Linked DNA regions of Homo sapiens: region 1 is linked to region 2. A link is a contact called in ENCODE Hi-C or POLR2A ChIA-PET data. All regions are on one chromosome and are shown on one strand. Each heading gives the region's core, a stretch centred on a gene start or an enhancer-like site at or near the end of the contact. The rest is flanking DNA. Distances are from core to core; before and after follow the strand shown.

The links. A loop is a pair of places that touch in the nucleus more often than their neighbours do. ChIA-PET counts read pairs that join two places held with the same protein, here RNA polymerase II (POLR2A). Pooled maps may share reads with other maps.
Region 1: a loop to region 2 is called in a pooled map, with 7 times the contacts of the local background. The contact joins the promoter of BRD8 here to the promoter of PCBD2 in region 2. A Hi-C loop is called at or near these places in 2 of 50 pooled maps. POLR2A ChIA-PET finds 5 or more read pairs at or near these places in 2 of 52 experiments (CD4-positive, alpha-beta T cell and WTC11).

The regions. Positions count from the first base shown.
Region 1 is chr5:138,174,729-138,179,879 of GRCh38, reverse strand. BRD8 (bromodomain containing 8) reads left to right here and starts at 1,250. Exons shown (of 27, transcript NM_139199.2): 1 at 1,250-1,284; 2 at 2,213-2,309. The coding sequence starts at 1,266. It overlaps KIF20A (kinesin family member 20A), which reads right to left and starts at 768. Exons shown (of 19, transcript NM_005733.3): 1 at 678-768; 2 at 35-220. The coding sequence starts at 199. RefSeq lists enhancers at 939-1,108, 1,249-1,298, 1,006-1,300.
Region 2 is chr5:134,902,388-134,908,091 of GRCh38, reverse strand. PCBD2 (pterin-4 alpha-carbinolamine dehydratase 2) reads right to left here and starts at 2,961. Exons shown (of 4, transcript NM_032151.5): 1 at 2,869-2,961. The coding sequence starts at 2,952. RefSeq lists enhancers at 1,878-2,463, 2,464-3,048 and a silencer at 2,646-3,405.

The DNA of each region.
Region 1 (5,151 bases), core at 1-2,500, 3.3 Mb before region 2:
ACTTTCCGCCCCAGCCACTCCCCAGTTCCTTTACCTGCTGCTTGTCCTCTAGGGAGGTAGAGACGACAGAGCAGTCTGATAGCAGGTTCTTGCGTACCACAGACCCCAAATCTGCAGCTGTGGACTCAAACATGGGAGAAACTACGACATCGTCATCGGACAGCAAGCCCGCTGGCGGAGAAAGGATCCCTTGCGACATGACGGCAGGGGCAGCCTAGGTCTAAAAAGAGACCAAAAAGTGGGCAGGGAGAAGAACCTTTAGGGACAGAAGGGGCCGCGAATTTTAGGTAATAAGTCCCTTGCCCCAGGACACCGTGTCCCGCTTCCTACTTCTTTTCCCCTCCAATTATCGGCAAAGGGGAAGGGAATGAGAGAAGTTCACTTAATGAACAATTGAGAGAAGTTTGAGGCGGCATTTCTGAACGCGAACAGAAGTCCACAGACATCTGGCTCCAAAAGCAGAAGGCTACGCCTAAAGTAGGGCACCTCGCCCGCCGGTGCTGTGGAGGTGGTGTCAGGATCCCTCGGCTCCTTCTCTAACCTCACCCCAAGGACCACCGTGAGAACAGAGATGCAGCATTAAGAGAAAAACAGATGGCTGCAGCTCCGATTTCTTAAAGCCTATTCCGCGCGGGCAAGAGCTGGTAACCCGGGCTCCAGCACAGCCGCACACTCACCCGAAGACGTGCCACTTGCTCCTCCTGGGATACTGGCTTACTCACACCTAGTCGCCGAAGCTGGACTTTCGCAGCCGCAGAGCACAACTCCGCCCACGAGGTGCAGCTTTGTTACAGATACAATATTTTAAATTACGCGCTGCGTTCGTTCGGCCAATCAGATAGGGAAGCCTGCAGCTACCAATCCGCGTAAGGAAAGGGGGCGGGCCTGACTGGAATTCCAGTCGTTCGCTTCTGCTTGACCTCTGAGTTCTAATGTGGGTCCGGGTTACCAACTGTCGTGGATTCGCACTTATTTTGCCTGGGATTCTTCCAACTTAACCTTTTTCCTTGAACCTTAGACATTTCTTACCTAAGAGCCTAAAGGAAATCTTGAGGCTTCAGCAGCCAACTCCTGTCCTTCCTTAGCAACAATCTTAACAGGAGTGCACAGGGTAACTGGTTTAGGGTGCTTGCTTTGTCTTAAGGGGAAAAACGACATTTCCCAGGAGGCACCGCGAACCAACGCCGGTACACTATTTCCCAGAATTCCAGGGTTTCGGCCCTTCCAGACCGTCTCTCCTCAGGGTTGGAGACTTCGGGGCCAAGATGGCGACGGGAACGGGCAGTGAGTATCTGAGCAGGTTTTGCGTGAAAGGCCTTTGTAGATCCGAGGCTAGGCACCATATTTTTGTTACACGCTTAGGGAGTGGGAGAAGTGGGTTGCTTGAGAGCCCAGGGTTTTCAGAGACCTGCGCTCTACAGCATCGTGAAGACCAACGTTTGGGGGCCCAGAAATCTGGGGTCTTGTTTCTCAGGGAGAGAGCGGAGGTGTGAGAGAAGCAGCTTAGTGAATCCTAGTGTGTTAGGAACTCTGCGGGTTAACCGTAAAAGCACTCTAGAAACTTGGGCGTGCAGACGAAAAGATGTTATGAGCCAGACGGAGTAACCGGCACCTCAAAGAGCCATTCATTTTTTTGTCTGACGTTTGTGAGGCAGTGGAAGTGGGGTCTTTTAACCATGAGCTTTTCTTGCCACTCAGGAAATTGCATCTCGGGGATTTCAGCCATTTTTCTTTTTTTGGACTGAAAAGCTCTTTTACCCCCGACATTTGGAGTAGAGGATCTGAGAGAAGTAAACAAGTTTATGCTAAGAGGGAGGCGGGGTAGTAGGAGGGGCTGGCCGCTCGGGTTCCTGGGAAATAAGCCCTGAATAAGTTCAAACTGGAATAAAGTCCAGTATTCTTAAAACTGGGCTTTTAGGGAGAACTGCCTAATCTGACATTCCCTGTTTCTTAATAAAGCGGAGCTTCAAGCCATGGCGTTTTAAGAAATAAAATGTTAATAATTCACATGCAACGAATAGGTACCCCGGTCACTGGTGATATTTCACTTGGAGAGGTGAAAATCAAGATTTGGTTATAGTAGCTCACTTTGTCCTAACAAGTTGGGATGTTTTGTATTAGGCTTTTAGTCCTCTTTTTGGGGATTTTGGAGCTTAGCACTACAGTCTCAGTGGTTGTTTCCAAGGCTTTTTTTTTTTTCTCCCTTTCCCAGAACACAAGCTGCTAAGCACTGGCCCCACAGAGCCATGGTCCATCCGAGAGAAGCTATGTTTAGCATCTTCTGTCATGAGAAGTGGCGATCAAAATTGGTAAGGTATCTAGGATGTCAGCTTTTCTGGGTCTTAGAAATTGTTAGATACTCTTTCACATCGGTAGATTTCTATAGTTAATCATATTAAGCTGTAAGTAGACTTTCTTTTCTTTTTCTTCTTTTTTTGAGACTGAGTCTCCTTCTGTTGCCCAGGCTGGAGTGCAGTGGTGCGGACACGCCCAGCTAATTTTTGTATTTTTTAGTAGAGACAGAGTTTCGCCATGTTGGCCAGGCTGGTCTCGAACTCCTGACCTCAGGTGATCCCCCCACCTCGGCCTGCCAGAGTGCTGGGATTACAGGTGTGAGCCACTGCGCCTGGCCATGCCTGGCTAATTTTGTATTTTTAGTAGAGACGGGGTTTCACCATGTTGGCCACGATGGTCTCAATCTCCTGACCTCATGATCTGTCCGCCTCGGCCTCCCAAAGTGCTGGGATTACAGGCGTGAGCCACTGCCAGGCCTATTTTTTTTTTTTTTTTTTTGAGACAAGATTGCACTCTGTGGCCCAGGCTGGAGGGCAGTGGTGTGATCTTGGCTCACTGCAACCTCCATATCTCAGGCTCAAATGATCCTCCACCTCAGCCTCTTGAGTAGCTGGGACTACAGGTGCACACCACCATGCCCAGCTAATTTTTTTTATTTTTTTGTAGAGATGGGGGTTTCATCATGTTTCCTAGGCTGGTCTCGAACTCCTGCGTTCGAGCGATCCGCCCAACCTACTGGGATTACAGGTGTGAGCCACCAGGCCAGCTGTATTTCTTTTTTTAAACAGCTTTATTGAGATATAATTCACATACTATAAAATTAACCTACTTAAAATGTACAATATAATGGTTTTTAGTATATTCACAGTTGTGCAACCATCACCACAATCTAATTTTAGAACATTTTATTCTAAGAAAAACCCCTTACTCCTTAACTGTCAGTCCATGTTGTCCCCTCCTCACCACCCCCAAGCAAGCACTCATCTACTTTCTATTAATTAATTAATTAATTTGAGACAGAGTCTCACTGTCACACAGGCTGGAGTGTAGTAGTTAGATCTTGGCTCACTGCAACCTCCGCCTCCCAGGTTCAAGCGATTATCGTGCCTTAGCCTCCCAAGTAGCTGGGATTACAGCCATGCGCCACGAGTGGCCTGGCTAATTTTTGTATTTTTAGTAGAGATGAGGTTTTGTCCAGGCTGGTCTTGAAGTAATGCACCAGTCCTGGCCTCCAAAAGTGCTGGGATTACAAGTGTGAGCCACCATACCCAGCCAACTCTCTTGTCTCTGTAGATTTGCCTATTCTGGATATTTCATACAAATGGAATGATACGTGCTCTTCTGGACTTTTTTTTGTTTTTTTTAATCACTTGACATAACACTTTTTAAGGTTCATTCTTATGTAGCATGTATCAATACTTAATTCCTTTTTTAGCTGAATAATAATCTGTTGTATGAATATACCAAGTTTTATTTATCCATCACTTGATAGACAATTGGGTTGTTTCCACTTTTTGGCCATTATGAATAATGCTGATGATGTGCACATTCGTGTACAAGGTTGTGGACAATGTTTTTAATTCTCTTGAGTTTTTTATTCAAGGAGTGAAATTGCTGGGTTATGTAGTAACTTTATTATGTTTGACTTTTTTTTTTTTTTTTTTTTTTTTTTGCAGACAGGGTCTCACTGTCACCCAGGCTGGAGTGCAGTAGTGCGATCGTGGTTCACTGCAACCTCTGCCTCCTGGGCTCAAGTGATCCTCCGGCCTCAGCCTCCTGAGTAGCCGGGACTACAGGCACATGCCATCACCCCTGGCTAATTTTTGTATTTTTTGGTAGGGATGGGGTTTTGCCATGTTGCCCAGGCTGAACTTTTTTTTTTTTTTTAATTTAAATATTTATGTTTTTGTAGAGACGAGGTCCCACTATGTTCCCCAGGCTGGTCTCCAACTCTTGGCCTCAAGTGATCCTCCCAGTTTAGCATCCTGAGTAGTTGGGAATACAGACCCTTGCCACCATGCTTGACTAATTTTTTGTGTTTTTTGTCACTTGTTGCCCAGGCTGGTCTTGAACTCCTGGGCTCAAGTGATCCTCCCACCTTAGCCTCCTAAAGTGCTAGGATTATAGGCGTGAGCCATCACTCCCAGCCTAGAACTATCATCATTTTACCTTTCTCGGTATCAGCCCCTCACCCCCTTTCTTTTGAATCATCCATTATGAATTTAACTCTCTTGCCACATTTATAAACAATTCAGTACTTTGCTGATTGTCATGCTTCCTAGCATTTTTTTTGTTTGTTTTTTAAATCTAATTTTTGAAGTAATATGTGGCCACCATAAAAACAAAAACACTATATAGAAAGCAATAGCAACAAAGAAATGGGTTAAAAACTTAAGTTTAAGGCCGGGCGCAGTGGCTCACGCCTGTAATCCCAGCACTTTGGGAGGCCGAGGTGGGCGGATCACAAGGTCAGGAGATTGAGACCATCCTGGCTAACACGGTGAAACCCCGTCTCTACTAAAAATACAAAAATCAGGTGTGGCGGCGTGCGCCTGTAGTCCCAGCTACTCAGGAGGCTGAGGCAGGAGAATGGTGTGAACCCAGGAGGCGGGGCTTGCAGTGATTTGAGATCGTGCCACTGCACTCCAGCCTGGGCAACAGAGCAAGACGCCATCTCAAAAAAAAAAAAAAAAAACTTGAGTTTATTTTTTGTCACACATACAGGAAGTCTAGGCAGTCCACAGCTCTCATAGCAACTTCACAGTGACATTAGAGGCTCAGGATATTCTCTTTCTGTTCCACCTTCCTCAGTGCATAGTTTATCTTCTGGTTATCTTATGGTTCACGGTGGCTGCT
Region 2 (5,704 bases), core at 1,712-4,211:
AAAAAATAGCCGGGTGTGGTGGACCATGTCCATAGTCTCAGCTACTTGGGAGGCTGAGGTGGGAGGATCACTTGAGACCAGATGACTGAGGCTGCAGTGAGCTATGATCACCACTGCATTCCAGCCTGGGCAACAGAGTGAGACCCTGTCTCTTAAAAAAAAAAAAAAAAGTCCGGGCGTGGTGGCTCACACCTGTAATCCCAGCACTTTGGGAGGCCGAGGTGGGTGGATCACGAGGGCAGGAGTTCAAGACCAGCCTGGCCAAGATGGTGAAACCCCATCTCTACTAAAAATACAAAAAATTAGCTGGGCGTGGTGGCAGGCGCCTGTAGTCCCTGCTACTCAGGAGGCTGAGGAAGGAGAATCATTTGAACCCGGATGATAGAGGTTGCAGTGAGCCGAGATCGTGCCACTGCACTCCAGCCTGGGCAACAGAGTGAAACTCCGACTCAATTAAAAAAAAAAAATCAAAAGAGATTCATTCATCAGTTTTCCAGTGACAGTTCTGAAAAACTTACACATACATCTATCATAAGAAATCTAAAATTCTTGGCCAGGCGTGGTGGCTCATGCCTGTAATCCCAGCACTTTGGGAGGCCGAGGCGAGCAGATCACAAGGTCAGGAGTTCGAGGCCAGCCTGGCCAAGATGGTGAAACCCGTCTCTACTAAAAATACAAAAATTAGCCAAGCGTGGTGGCACGCGCCTATAGTCTCAGCTACTCAGGAGGCTGAGGCAGGAGAATCGCTTGAACCCAGGAGGCAAAGTTGCAGTGCGCCAAGACCGCACCACTGCACTCCAGTCTGGGCAACAGAGCGAGACTCCGTCTCAAAAAAAAAGAAAGAATTCTGAAATTCTTATTAAACACTTATTTTGTCAACTCAGAGAATTTTGGAAAAGAAACAGAATTATGTGTGTCCACACTGAGTAGCTGCAAAGAAAACCATTAAACATGCTGCCTGTAATAAGGCAGGAACCTGGAGTCTGTAGAACACACTGAGCTGTTTTCTCTGAGTGCTGGACCATCCACATCCCCGCTAAGATCAGTGGTATGCACTTTATGCCCACAACAGACACCTGCCCAGCAGCAGGGACCACACCCAGGACTGGGAAATGGAGCCACTTCATCTACATAACATCAAAGGCCCCCATGAGGGCACATTCACAGCAGAACCCTTGGTGGTGGGCTTAATTTTTTCAGGGGATGGGGGGTAGGCTAGGATTTGAAGAGAGTAAACTAGATCTAAGGCCTAACTTTGTTACTTTTAGCTGTGGGATACTAAACTCCGCTTTTCTGAATTCCGGGATCCTTCTGTCTGTAGTGGGGATATTATAATATCTACCTGCCAAGATTTTTTGAAAGGCTTAGATTACAGATCTTGAATGTGAGGGTACCTAGCATTGAGCCTGGCATGGGGCAGCGCTCAAATCATGTCTGTTGACTCATTCCTTCCCAGAACACCCTAATCTTACTGGATCACTAGCACCTGGGGCAGAGTACGCCTGAAGACACGCCTAGGTGACAGTAGGCACTCAACTTGTGTTCTCCCCTTCGTGGACAAGAAGCGGCGGAGTGCCTATCTTCCTCCGTCTTCGAGCTATTTTAAATTTCTTCTATTACAGCACTTTGGGAGGCCGAGGAGGGTGGATGACGAGGTCAGGAGATCGAGACCATCCTGGCTAACACGGTGAAACCCCGCCTCTACTAAAAATACAAAAAAATTAGCCGGGCGTGGCGACGGGCGCCTGTTGTCCCAGCTACTCGGGAGGCTGAGGCAGGAAAATGGCGTGAACCCGGGAGGCGGAGCTTGCAATACGCCGAGATCGCGCCACTGCACTCCAGCCTGGGTGACGGCGTGATTCTCCTTCTCAAAAAAAAAAAAAAAAAAAAAAAAAAATTCTTCTATTAAAGAATTTCAGGCCAGGCGCAGTGGCTCGCGCCTGTAATCCCAGCACTTTGGGAGGCCGAGGCAGGTAGATCACCTGAGGTCAGGAGTTCGAGACTAGCCTGGCCAACATGGCGAAAACCCCTCTCTACTAAAAATATAAAAAATTACCTGGGCGAAATGGCACGCGCCTGTAATCGCAGCTACTCGGGAGGGTGAGGCAGGAGAATAGCGTGAACCCAGGAGATGGAGGTTGCAGTGAGCCGAGATCGCGCCACTCCACTCCGGGCTCGGCGATACAGCGAGACTCCGTGTCGAAAAAACAAAACAAAACAAAACATTTCAAACTGAAATGGGCGGTTAAAATGCAACTTAAAATGAGATGGTGAGTTTAACGCACCACTTTTCCACTAGGTGGTGCTGCATGTTAAAACTTTCCCTCCATTTACTCCAAAATATTAATTTCTACAGCAGGAAAACTGACGGCCCCTTGGAAAAGGAAAGAAAAGTCAATATGTCACCAAAAAAGACAATTTATTAATAACTCCTCCAAAACCTCTGTGGGTTCCCCTTGGAGTGAAGCGCGAGCAGGGAGCCGCCATAGGGAGCCAGGCCCGCAGCGCCGTTCGTCCTCAGCACAACGAGCGGCAGCGGGCACCGAATTGTTCTGCAACTACTTTTCACATCTGCCTTTTGTAGTTGCTGAACAAAATTCGTTCCCATTTGTTTCCGGTTGGCAAGTTCGTAGGCTTCGGCGGAAGTGTAAAGTCAAGGGCAAGTGGCGGAGGCTGCGGCCACCCCGGTCTCTGAGCGGCGCACCGGACAGGTGGTCAGTCCCGGGACGCGGTGACCCGACGCCCGAGCTCCAAGGCTCGGCCCACGCCGGGTTCGCCCCAGTCCCGCTGGTCCCTCAGCCGACGCCGCCGGGCCTCGCACCGCCCCCCGACCCCGGACCCCCACCCACGCGGCCGCTGTGCACTCACCATGGCCGCTAGCCCTAGGCTCTGGCCTCGCAGCGCCGCCAACAAGCGCCGCGTCGCCCCGAGCGCCCCGAGCACCGCCGCCATTGGCCGTCTGCCGAGGGCTGCCCCGCGCGCTGCCTGCCGGCCGCCCACAGCCGCCCCCGACCCGACCACGCCCAGCTACCGCCAGCCCTGGTAGTCTCCCTGCGGGGCTGGCCCGGAGCGGGGTCTGTGTGTGGGAAGCGCCCAGCCTTCCCGCGGGCACAGGCGCAGCCCGGACCCCGAACACCCCCAGGAGCTTCAGCGGTCGCCAGCGCCCTTGGCCGCCAGGTGGACTCTGCGCGCCCCACAGCCGTAGGCCCAGCAGGCGCGCGCGGTCCCCGCCCCGTGCGGGCCCGTCGCGTCTGTGCCCGGGACGCAGGTCGCCCGGCGCGCGCTGGCCTTGCCCTCCGGTCCTCGCTGCGCTAGGAGGAACTTCGCCCAGCCTCGGGCGCCGGCCTCCTCCGCTTCGCGGGCGCTAGCACCGAGCTGGGCTCCCCGCTTGGCGGCGCTGCGCGCAGTCCATGCGGGCAGGAGGATGTCGTAGGCCAGGGCGGGGCAGTTGAGCGGCGGGGCTGGGGCAGTGAACCACGGCAGTTCCCATCGGGGGCTCCTAAGTCTTGCAGTAGTGGGTTCGAACGCAGCCTCTGTTCAGTCATCACGCAGCTGCCAAGTTCTTGAGCCAGCTGGCTCGTCTGGGTTTGCCTGGACCAAAAAGTGTGGAAACCCGGCCTGTAATCCCCTCCCAAACGTGTCCGTGCCCTGTTTACCCCCAGGCTCAGCACACAGTAGGAGCTCTGCAGACAGCTGTGAACAGATTTAGGTGAATCTTTTCTTGTATCATTTTTGGGGAGGTATTCTTTCATTCTTTTTTTTTTTTTTTTTTTGACTTTTTTGAGATGTAATTGACATACTATTAAGAATACTCACTTGTATCTTTTTTTTTTTTTTTTTTTTTTGAGACGGAGTCTCGCTCTGTCGCCCAGGCTGGAGTGCAGTGGCGCGATCTCGGCTCACTGCAAGCTCCGCCTCCCGGGTTCACGCCATTCTCCTGCCTTAGTCTCCCGAGTAGCTGGGACTACAGTCACCCGCCACCACGCCCGGCTAATTTTGTTTTTGTATGTTTAGTAGAGACGGGGTTTCACAGTGTTAGCCAGGATGGCCTCAATCTCCTGACCTCGTGATCCGCCCGCCTCGGCCTCCTAAAGTGCTGGGATTACAGGCGTGAGCCACCGCGCCCGGCCTCTTTTTTGTTTGTTTTTAACTGAATAGTTTAAGCAGGCCAGGCATGGTGGCCCGCACCTGTAATCACAGCACTTTGGGAGGACAAGGCAGGAGGATCACTTGAGGCCAGATGTTCGAGATCTGCCTGGGCAACATGGCAAAACCCCATCTCTATTAAAAATACAAAAATTAGCCACGCGTGGTGGCACGTGCTGGTAGTTCCAGCTATCCGTGAGGCTGAGATGGGAGGATGGCTTGAGCCCGGGAGGCTGCAGTGAGCTGAAATCACGCCACTGCATTCCATCGACAGCAAAATACCCTTTCCCTCACCCCCCTCAAAAATAAAAAAAAAAGTTTATGCAAATTAATAAGCAGTTTTGCAGAGGATATGGCAAAATATTTTTTTTAAGAACAAGAGTCCATTTAACTTCAACTTAGCAGTTATTAGCAGTCCATCCATATGGACCTAGAAAAAATAAAGCATTTTGCCTCAAAGTAGCCCAAAATTCACGGGCTTCTGTTCTTCCCATTTGCCCACTTGACAAAATGTAACCATTTCGCCGGGTGCAGCGGCTCATACCTGTAGTCCCAGCACTTTGGGAGGGTGAGGCGGGTGGATCAATTGAGGCCAGGAGTTCGAGACCAGCCTGGCCAAAATGGTGAAACCCCGTCTCTACTAAAAATACAAAAATCAGCTGGGCATGGTGGTGCGTGCCTGTAATCCCAGCTACTGAGGAAACTGAGGCAGGAGAATAGCTTGAACCCGGGAGGCGGAGGGTGCAGTGAGCTGAGATTGCACCACTGCACTCCAGCCTGGCAACAGAGCAAGACTCTGTCAAAAAAAAAAAAGATGTAACCATTTCAAAAGCAAAACTCGGGAGGAATCACACTGGGGGCCCTTATCAAATGTTGCTGGTCCTAAAGAATTAAAAGTTATATTTCCAACATTTACATTGACTGTTTATGATCATGAAAACTACTACTCAGATTCGCTCATTAAAGTAAGAACTAAAAAATGAACCAGTGGATGTGAGTAAACAAGTGAACCTTCATTATTTTCAGTAAATTTAATCATTTTCCTTCCTTAATACCACTGTATGAAACTGGCATCTGGGATATAGTCACTGGCCAGGCAAAGTGGCTCACGCCTGTGATCCCAGCACTTTGGGAGGCTGAGGCGGATAGATCACTTGAGCCCAGAAGTTTGAAACTAGGCTGGGCAACATGGTGAAACCCTGTTGCTACAAAAAAGTACAAAAATTAGTCGCGCATGGTGGCGCATGCCTGTAGTCCCAGCTACTGAGGAAACTGAGGCAGGAGAATCTCTTGAACCTGGGAGGCAGAGGTCAAGATCGGGCCACTGCACTTGCACTCCAGCCTGGGTGACAAGAGTGAAACTCCACCTCAAAAAAATAAAATAAATTTGATCATGCAGATCTAGTCAAAAAAGCAGCGAACGGCAGATGCTAGGGCCCAGGGAAATGATGACATCAGTGGATCACATCACAGGGGCTGTGAATTGTCTGCCCACACATGTAGCTCCCCAATTAATAGGATTTAAGTCCCTTAGCAAAGATTTACTGGCCACATGCTC